Regions from separate parts of the Homo sapiens genome. Here all the other regions are linked to region 2. The links are chromatin contacts, found by Hi-C or POLR2A ChIA-PET in ENCODE. All regions are on one chromosome and are shown on one strand. The core of a region is the stretch at or near the end of the contact, and the rest is flanking DNA. Distances in the headings are between cores, read along the strand shown.

Region 1 (2,700 bases), core at 39-2,538, 590 kb after region 2:
AGTTATGGTTTAGGAGTTTGGTGGATATTTGATAGCCTTGGGATCTGGAAGTTATGCTGGGTCCATCTTTATGGGTTTAAAAGGATGAATTTGGGGCTTAAACCTAGAAAGTTCAGGTCAGGGGATTGTGGAAAAGACTTTTTGCTTAAGAACTACCTCGGTATTTGAGTGTTCAGGAATTTTAATATGGGAACTCTGGGGTCTGTGCTGTGGATTTAGAAGGACAGATTTGGAGTTCAAGGATCAATGGAATATTCAACTTTGGGGTTTGTTGAACAGATTTATGACTTAGGAGCTTGGCAAACATCTGGGGTTCAGGAGTTTTGATGAGAGATTCCTGGGATGCAAAATGTTGAGTTTAGAATAGATTTGAGGTTCAGGTACAAATACAGTGCTCATTTATTGGAATTTGTGGAAAAGATTAGGCTTAGGCAGCAGACTAATACTGGGGGCTTTAGAGATCTTGATACGGAGACTGGGGCCAGTCATTGCAGACTTAGAAAGGCAAGTCAGAGTTTGCCATCTGGATGAGTCTTTGGTTCTGGGGCTCAGGGATTCACTGATCAGGTCTGAGGTCTTGAAGCTATGGACACATATGGACACAGATCTGGGTTTGCGGGTTGAGAACTGGCTTGCAAGTCCAGTCGGGGGTGGGGGGGTCACCTGAAGGCCGTAAAGGCGGATGAAGTAGGACTTCTGGGGGTTATCCTTCACGAAGCACACAGCCCCACAATGCTCCTTGGTCCAGTGCTCAGCTCCAGGGGGCAGCGCCAGGTACAGCTGAACAACTGCAGTGGCCAGCGTCTGGGAGAGGAAAGCAGGGGTCAGTGGAGTCTGGTCAGGGGTAGCCACAAGGTCTTGGAGCCAGACCTGGTCCTTCCTGCCTCATGACAGTCATGGGCCCAAAGGAAGAGCTGCAGCCAGAGGGAAGGCAAGTAGACATTGAGATCTTCCTGGGAAGGGTGGATTATGACGGGAAATTCTAGGAGAGGAGATGATGGAGAGGGAAAGGAGGAGCGGGAGGAGGGGAAGAGAGAGAAGGAGGAGAGGAAGAGGAAGAAACGGTGGGGACGGGGCGGGGGCAGGAGATCCCCAGCTCACCAAGCATTTTCGTCCAAGCATCTCAAAGAGTCGCTGGTTCTCGTGGTCCTGGAGGAGGGTGGAGGGTATGTTCTGCTGAACCGCTGGTGCTCCTCGGCCCCCGGGCCTTCCTCCCATTGGGCCCCCACTCATGGTGCTTTCTGCCCTTGTCTTCTCTGGCGAGGCTCTGGGTGCAGGGTAAGAAGAGGAACTTCCGCAATGAGCAGCAAGGGAACAGGAAATGCAAAAAACCACAAGGGACAAGGGAAACAAGTCCTCCAGGGGCCCCTTGGTGGGCCTGGCCTCCTCGTTAGGCTGAGCTTGGGCCCTCCGCCATCAGATTGGAACCCTCCTCCACTTGACTGCTTAGACCCACCTTTTGGATCAGCTTGGGTCCTCCTCCCCCTTTCTTACTCTCTGGGGCCCATCTCCTTCTGACTGGCTCAGACCCTCCTCCCTCTGGCTGGCAGCGAGAGCTTAGCACATCTGTGTGCAGGGCTCCCTGTGGCAAGGAGTAGTCATGGGCCTGGGTGGCCTCCTTTCTAAAGCACCTAGGTAGCCTGAGGCTGAGGCCCGAGGTCCCTAGTCCGGAAGGGTTACTACAGTAAAACTTTTCCTTTTGGCTGGGGACAATAGCTCACACCTGTAATCCCAGCACTTTGGGAGGCCGAGACGAGTGGATCACTTGAGGTCAGGAGTTCAAGACGAGCCTGGGCAACATGGCAAAACCCCATTTCCACTAAAAAATACAAAAATTAGCCAGGCATGGTGGCACACACCTGTAGTCCTAGCTGCTCAGGAGGCTGAGGCAGGAGAATCGCTTGAACCCAGGAGGCGGAGGTTGCAGTGAGCTGAGACTGCACCACTGCACTCCAGCCTGGATGATGACAGAGCAAGACCCTTGTCTCAAAAACAGCAACAACAACAACACAACAAAAACCCTTTTCCTTTTAATTACAGAGCGAGCCCCTGTGATCCACGCCTATCGTGAGTGCTTAGACACTGCCAATGACGCATATGCCTCTGGTCCACTTCCCCATCCCTTACCCTTGCCTCCCCGCAGCTCCCAAATTACTTTCTGCTTGTCATACTTTTTTTTTTCTTTTTTTTTTTGAGATGGAGTCTCACTCTGTCGCCAGGCTGGAGTGCGGTGGCACGATCTCGGCTCACTGCAACCTTTGCCTCCCGGGTTCAAGTGACTCTCCTGCCTCAGCCTCCCAAGTAGCTGGGACTACAGGCACACGCCACCACGCCCAGCTAATTTTTTTGTATTTTTAGTAGAGACAGGGTTTCACCATGTTGGCCAGGATGGTCTCGATTTCTCGACCTCGTGATCCACCTGCCTCGGCCTCCCAAAGTATTAGAATTACAGGCGTGAGCCACCGTGCCCAGCCCATCCCTTTTTTAAAGAAAGGAACTTTATATCATATATGAATGCCTGAACAACATCTTGTTTAGTTTTCATTGCACTTGAAGTTTGTAAAAGCACATAATCTTCAAAGGCTTGCTTTCTCCCCACTGGACATCCTAGTTTTATCTTAACACTCACATAGCACTTAACGTGTGTGCCAGTCACTGTTCTGACCCCTTTGCCCGGAGTGCGAGCCAGGCAGGCCAGGT
Region 2 (3,095 bases), core at 174-2,673:
CTTACTCCCTTCAGCAGCTAACTTTGTCCCTATTTATCCTATCTGCTTGCTTGCTTGTTTTTTCAAACTGTCTCCCATAGGAGCCTGTATGAATCCTTGAGGGTAGGGTAGATGTCTGTCTTGTTCAGGGCTTTACAGTGGAACTCAATAAATGGAGGAATAAAACCCCAGTTAAAACAGTGCCTAGCACGTGTTTGACCTCCATCACTCTTTGACTGACTGACTCAATGCACCCTCCTCCCTGTCCTGGAGAGCAGGCCTGAGGGGTTCCTGGGCCGGAATGCTTGTCCTCCATCCCAGACACAGCCCTGCGTTGGCGGAGGTGGCGCTGGCTGACATTACCTGCGCCTCACCGGCTTCATGCAGCTCTTCAGCTGCCTGGCCTCAGCCTCCACGGGACCCTGGCACTCGGGCTGTGGCTCCAGCTGCGGCAGCTGCTGCTGCTGGGGCAGCCCTTCGGCATCAGTGGGTGTGGGAGCGGGTGCGATCCGGAGCAGGACTGTGTAGTTGCGGCCGTGGTTGTTGGCCCAGAAAGTGCCCTCAGGGGTCTCATAGCGCACCACGAAGTCGAGGCGCGCCCCATCGCCCGCGCCCTCAGCAAAGGGCAGCTGGAAGGCAAAGCGGTCGGTGCGGCCGCCGTCGTCGGGCGAGGAGGCGGATGCCTGGCCGGGACCCAGGCCGAGCCCCGGATCCAGGATGGGATCTCCTGCTCCTGTTCCTCCCGCTCCTGCCCACGGCGGGCTGCGCGGGACGTAGCGCGCTGGGTGGTCGCAAAAGGAAGCCCAGCCGTCGTGTGAGGCCCGCACGTGCACCGCCTTCTCGAAGGAGCGGTTCAGCACGCGTACCAACCCGCGCAGCACCGGCGGGCGGCCCCCAGGCACCCACACCCCGGCACCCCCGGGGACCGCTCCGGGAGGCGGCAGCAGCGCCTCCAGCTCCACCATGACGCGCCCCAAGCGCTCCAGACGGCCCGGCGCGGGCGGCAGCGAAAATGTGGGGACCAGGTAAAACCCCCCGCCAGCGGGGACGGGGCACAGCGGTGAGGGCTCGGGGCAAGCCTCCTCTTCCTCCTCCCCTTCATCCCCATCCTCGCCATCGTCGTCCTCGTCGGCCCCGCCGCCGCCGCCGCCATCTTGCCCGGCCGCCGCCGCCATCTTGCCCGCCCCGGGCCCGCCCCACGGCCGGTAGCGGCGCAACTGCGCCAGCGGCAGCCCCAAGGCCTCGTCGGCGAACAGCACCCTCCGCGGGGCCACCGCCGCCTCGACCGAGGTGCGGGGCTCACCCGCGGCCGGCGAGGGGGGCGCGGAATGCCGCAGCGGGGGCTCCACAGGGGCCGTACGCGCCATATCGGCGGCGGCGGCGGCACCGACGGCACCGGCGGCGGGACCGGCGGGGGCAGGGCCTGAAGGGGCGGGCAGCCAATGGGAAGGCCAGCGCGGAGGGGTACGGCTCACGGGGGCATAGGCGGTGAGATGAAGACAAGTATTGCAGAGGGCCAATGGGCAGCCATGCACGGATGACGTACAGCGAATTGAGAGCCGGAGAAGCACGCAGCCAATGGGGATGCCCGGGAGTGGGCGGTGTAGGGGGCGGGATGATCGAGGAATCAATGGAGAGGCCGGAATGGGGGTGGTGCGAAATCCATGATGAAGAAAACAGAAGCAGACAGCTAATGCGGAAGTCTGAGCGAGAGAGGCATGTGGGCGGTGGGAAAAGTGGAATGGCTACAGGCGATGAGGGCAGCCGGGAACGAACGCAGAGGCCCAAAAAGTGGGAGATCCCGCGGGTTGCGTAGGCGGTGGAACGGTAGCTAGAGAGAGAGAACAGCCAATGGAGAGCCACGCGTGGGATGACGACAATGGCTGCAGCGAGCCAATGGGGAGGCTTGTGAGCGTGCACTGCGGCTTCGAAGGGGTGGTGCCAAGGTGGAGCTAGCCAATACGAAGGCTAAAAGGAGACCAAGAGGCGGGTGTGTAGGGAGCCGAGCCAATGGAGGTGGAGGCTGAAGGCGGGAGCGAGGACGAGAGCTGGCGGATAGCCAATGAGGGAGCCAGGGTGAAGGCGTAGAGACCTCAAAGGACAGTACTAGTATGGGATGAGCCAATGCCGAGGCTAGATAGTGCAGCGGGACGGAGGGAGGACTTGGAGGCAAGATGGGGAAAAAAGCAGAGCCGACGGGGGCAGTGTAGGTGGTGTGAAGGGAGGCATGAGTAGCCAATAAGGAGGCTGGAGAGGAGGACGCTGTGTAGACAGAGTCTGAGGTATTGGGTGGCCGGACAGCAGAACCATAGAACGCAGGCAGCCATTAGGAAAAATGTGCTTCTCAGGGATGGGGTTACCCTCTCCCTAACCCTCCGTGACTCCCCATTGCCCCAGGAATACCCAGAGCCCCTGAAGGCCTAGACCACACCTTGGTGTGTGAACTAGGAAAGTGAAAATGACTGTCCTGTTGCAGTTAGTTACTTACTGGGTCCTCCCTGCCCAACTACAACCTTTTCTTGAGCAGTGCCACAAGCCAAGAATGCCCCTGATTGTTAGCCGCAAGCACTCTCCAGGACTTGATACTATTGTTGAATGAATGGCCGAATAGGAAATTTAACTTTCTGAAGGATTCACTTTTTTAAATTTCAGCTCAGCAAACACTGACCTGACTGTGTGCTACCAGAAGTTGATTGGGCATATGGGTAGCTTCTGACTAATGGAATCACAATCAAAGCCCTGTCCTTCTTGCCCAACCTGACACTCCACACCCCACAGGGGCCTCACCTCCCTTCTTTCTGTCCCCCCATCTCTGCTTCTACTGTTCCCTCTCCCAAGAGTGCTGTTCCTTCTGCTGCTTCCATCTAGTAAACTCCTTTCGCTCTCCCTTTGGGGTCTCACCTTCTGTGGGAACTCAACTGCAGCTTTTGTCCGCTGAACACATCCATTCATACATTCCTTCTCCATCCTGGGAAGATTTACTGAACACCTACTGAGTGCCAGGTTCTGAGCATGCTGTTATCTCATTAGAACCTCACAGCATCCTAGGAGGGAGGTGATCCTTCCAGCAGCCCCTCTCCCCAGGTCTCCATGTTCAGGATGTCCATGAGTTAGAA
Region 3 (2,714 bases), core at 78-2,577, 610 kb before region 2:
AACTCGTGGGCATCCTGTTGCCTGTACCCTGCTAAATGGCGGGCATGTATCCACACCAGGTGCAGTAACTTATAGGGCACATGAGGAGACGGGTTTCCAGAATACAACTCCCGAAACAGCGACGACATCTCACAGACCAGACACAACTCGGGACTCGGCATCTCACATCGGTGCCTGTCAGAGAGAAAGAAATCTCTCAGTATCGGCGTGTGGGTGAGGGCCTGGACAATGCAGTTCATAAAGCACGTGTTGCCAAGATTGATGAGTCCTCTTAAACCGATCGTAAAGCTGGAGGTGATTCTTCTTCTCCTCGGGTTGTGCCCCAGCAGTTCTAATTCTGGTTTGGTTGTTTCCCAGGTTGGGAATTTCTCACCAAGGCCTGGCACTGAACACTGCTGGTGAGAAACCTCTGTTGAGGTGGAGGCTTGTAATTTCAAAGCTTCTCCTTGCTCTTCTTTGGCAATTTGCTCAATGTCTTTGTCATATACATAGTCCTTACACATAAAGCAGTATATACCTCCGTAATACAGGTCTACTGCTAAGTTGTGTTGTTTCGTCTCTGCGTGCTCGTGAATGTGTTTCTCCGTGAAGCAGCCAAAGAAGACACAGGAAAGGCAAGAGTGGAGTCTGTTCAGATGGGTGCCACACACATGGCAGATGCAGGACTTTGCCTTGCTTTTCCTGGTCTCTGGGGTTCCACACCACACGAAGCACTGGTAGATAACCCGCAGTTCCTGCCTCCAGTTCTCTCCCACCTTAAAGCTGTTCACGTGAGAACAGCCTGGTGGCCCCACGGCAAAATCCACATCCAGGCATCCGCCCCCAGGGCCGCGCCGGGGCCGGGGCCGGGGCGGGGGCCGGGGCCTAGGCTGCGGCGGGGTACGGAGCCGGGTCTGGGGCCGGGGCCGGGGTCGGCGGCGCGGCGCACGACTGCGACGCGGAGAGGGATCGGGGGGCCGCGGTGGATCGGAGGGAAGGGTGGGGGGAGGAACCTCGTCGCTGTTGCCGCCACCGCCGCTCCGCGCTGGGTTCTCATCCTCCAGCTCCTGCTTCGGCTCCTGCTCCGCCTCCCGGACCGGCTCGGGTTCGGGCTCCAGCTTGAGCTCAGCCCGGCGGCCCGGACCCTCCGCCGTCTCCACCTTCCCAGCGGCGTCCACCTTCCCCGCCGTCTCCACCTTCTCGGTGGCGTCCACCTTCCCCGCCGCCTCCGCCTTCCCCGCCGCCTCCGCCTTCCCCTCCACCTTCGCCTCCGCCTCCACCTTCCTCTCCGCCTTCTCCGCCGTCTCCGCCTCCTCTACCTCCTCCGCCTCCACTGGCGGCGGCTCCTCCCCCTGCTCGCAGGGCTCGGGCGGCCACTGGGCGTGGCGGCGCGGGGGCCACGCAGACCTGGGGTGTCCCCCGCCCGGCCTGAGGGAGCGCGGTGGCTGTGGCAGCTGGACCCAAAAGGGACTTTCACTGAAGGAGGCGGCGGCGGAAGCAGGCGACGCCCCCGGGAATCCTCCCGCCGAAGCCCCCTAGTGGAGGCTGCTTCTGCAGCCAGGCCCCGTTTCCTTTAATTCAGTATTTTCCAAACTTGCTTGTTCACGAGAATCACGTGGGGAGCGTGTTAAAATTACAGATTCCTTGGCTCCACCCGCAGGCCTACTGAATCAGAATCTCGAAGGGAGGTACTCCGGAACCTGTATCTCTAACTAGGGCCCCAGAGGCTGCTTATGATCAGGCAAGTTTGGGAAACACAGCTCTAATTCATTGAGGCTGGCGGGAAGGGGGGCGGGGACCGCGCAGTCTCTTTAAGGCGCTTCCAGCTCTCGGCTCCAATCGCTGCTCTGACCCCCTTCATCGTCTCCTCCCCTCTCCTCGTCCTTCCCCTCGTCTATGCAGGCTTCCCTCGGCCACTGCGGGGCTGGGGGCCGAGCGGGTGCCAAGTCCAGAAATGTTTCTGAGGCTGTGAAATGTCCCCTCTGAGGGGGGTCCTAGGGAGCGCAGGCAGAAGCCGTGACAGGCCATCATTTCGGCGGCCGAGCCTGCCTCTAGCCTCGTCCCTGTCTCCCTTCCCACGCCAGGTCCTGCGCTTCCCGAAAAGGATGAAGCTCCAGCTGCAGTTCTGGGGAGGCCTGGACCCCAGCTCCGGGGGGGCCGGGCTACCAAGGCCGCTGGGCCTGGAGAGGCGCGTCCCTGGCCCATCTTATCAGCGCTCTGCAGGGTCTGGGCCTGCTGCTCGCGTCCTCCTGGGCTCCCAAGGCCACGGGTGGGTTAATGGCTTGACAGCCGGCCTCCTGGCCCAGCAGACGCTGAGCAGCCCGATGGCACAATCCACCTCTTCTCTCCAAGGCCAGCTGGAGGGACGAGGCACGACAAGGCCATCCCTACAGCTGGCACTTCCCCTACAGCTGAGAGGGGGCCTAAACTACAGGACACACTCCCAAGACCCTTAAGCCCTGGCAGCATCCCGGGGGAGGGGGGCAGCAGGTGGAAGTGGAAAGAAGCCTGTGGAGCTGCCAGCAGGGAGAGGGAGTCGGACATGAGGCTGAGAGGCCTCTGGGAACCCCTGTGCCAAGGGGCTGCTGGCACTGGGCAGCAGCACCCCAGAGCCCACGAGGAGTGTGCCCAGAGCAAGTGGCTCAGACCTGGGTCATGGCTCGAGGGTGTCGGGCTGTAGCTGCTGGTCCCAGAGAGTGCAGCCCAGGGCAGGCATCAGGACAGGAGTAGGAGGA

Evidence for each region. Hi-C counts contacts between places; a loop is a spot of excess contacts on that map. ChIA-PET counts read pairs that join two places held with the same protein, here RNA polymerase II (POLR2A). Pooled maps may share reads with other maps.
Region 1: a pooled map shows a loop between it and region 2 (8-fold over the local background). The contact joins the promoter of WAS here to the promoter of PPP1R3F in region 2. A Hi-C loop is called at or near these places in 1 of 168 maps with a recorded cell type or tissue (ascending aorta), 4 of 37 single-sample maps with no recorded cell type and 15 of 50 pooled maps.
Region 3: a loop to region 2 is called in a map of gastrocnemius medialis, with 3 times the contacts of the local background. The contact joins the promoter of USP27X here to the promoter of PPP1R3F in region 2. A Hi-C loop is called at or near these places in 3 of 168 maps with a recorded cell type or tissue (gastrocnemius medialis and naive thymus-derived CD4-positive, alpha-beta T cell), 3 of 37 single-sample maps with no recorded cell type and 16 of 50 pooled maps. POLR2A ChIA-PET finds 5 or more read pairs at or near these places in 1 of 52 experiments (MCF 10A).

The regions. Positions count from the first base shown.
Region 1 is chrX:48,682,387-48,685,086 of GRCh38, reverse strand. WAS (WASP actin nucleation promoting factor) reads right to left here and starts at 1,288. Exons shown (of 12, transcript NM_000377.3): 1 at 1,102-1,288; 2 at 664-804. The coding sequence starts at 1,233.
Region 2 is chrX:49,268,121-49,271,215 of GRCh38, reverse strand. It overlaps PPP1R3F (protein phosphatase 1 regulatory subunit 3F), which reads right to left and starts at 1,423. Exons shown (of 4, transcript NM_033215.5): 1 at 343-1,423. The coding sequence starts at 1,346. RefSeq lists a silencer at 1,148-1,387 and enhancers at 2,088-2,137, 1,835-2,334.
Region 3 is chrX:49,878,097-49,880,810 of GRCh38, reverse strand. It overlaps USP27X (ubiquitin specific peptidase 27 X-linked), which reads right to left and starts at 1,327. Exons shown (of 1, transcript NM_001145073.3): 1 at 1-1,327. The coding sequence starts at 503. USP27X-DT (USP27X divergent transcript) reads left to right here and starts at 1,455. Exons shown (of 2, transcript NR_026742.1): 1 at 1,455-1,720; 2 at 2,064-2,714. RefSeq lists silencers at 976-1,055, 1,096-1,505.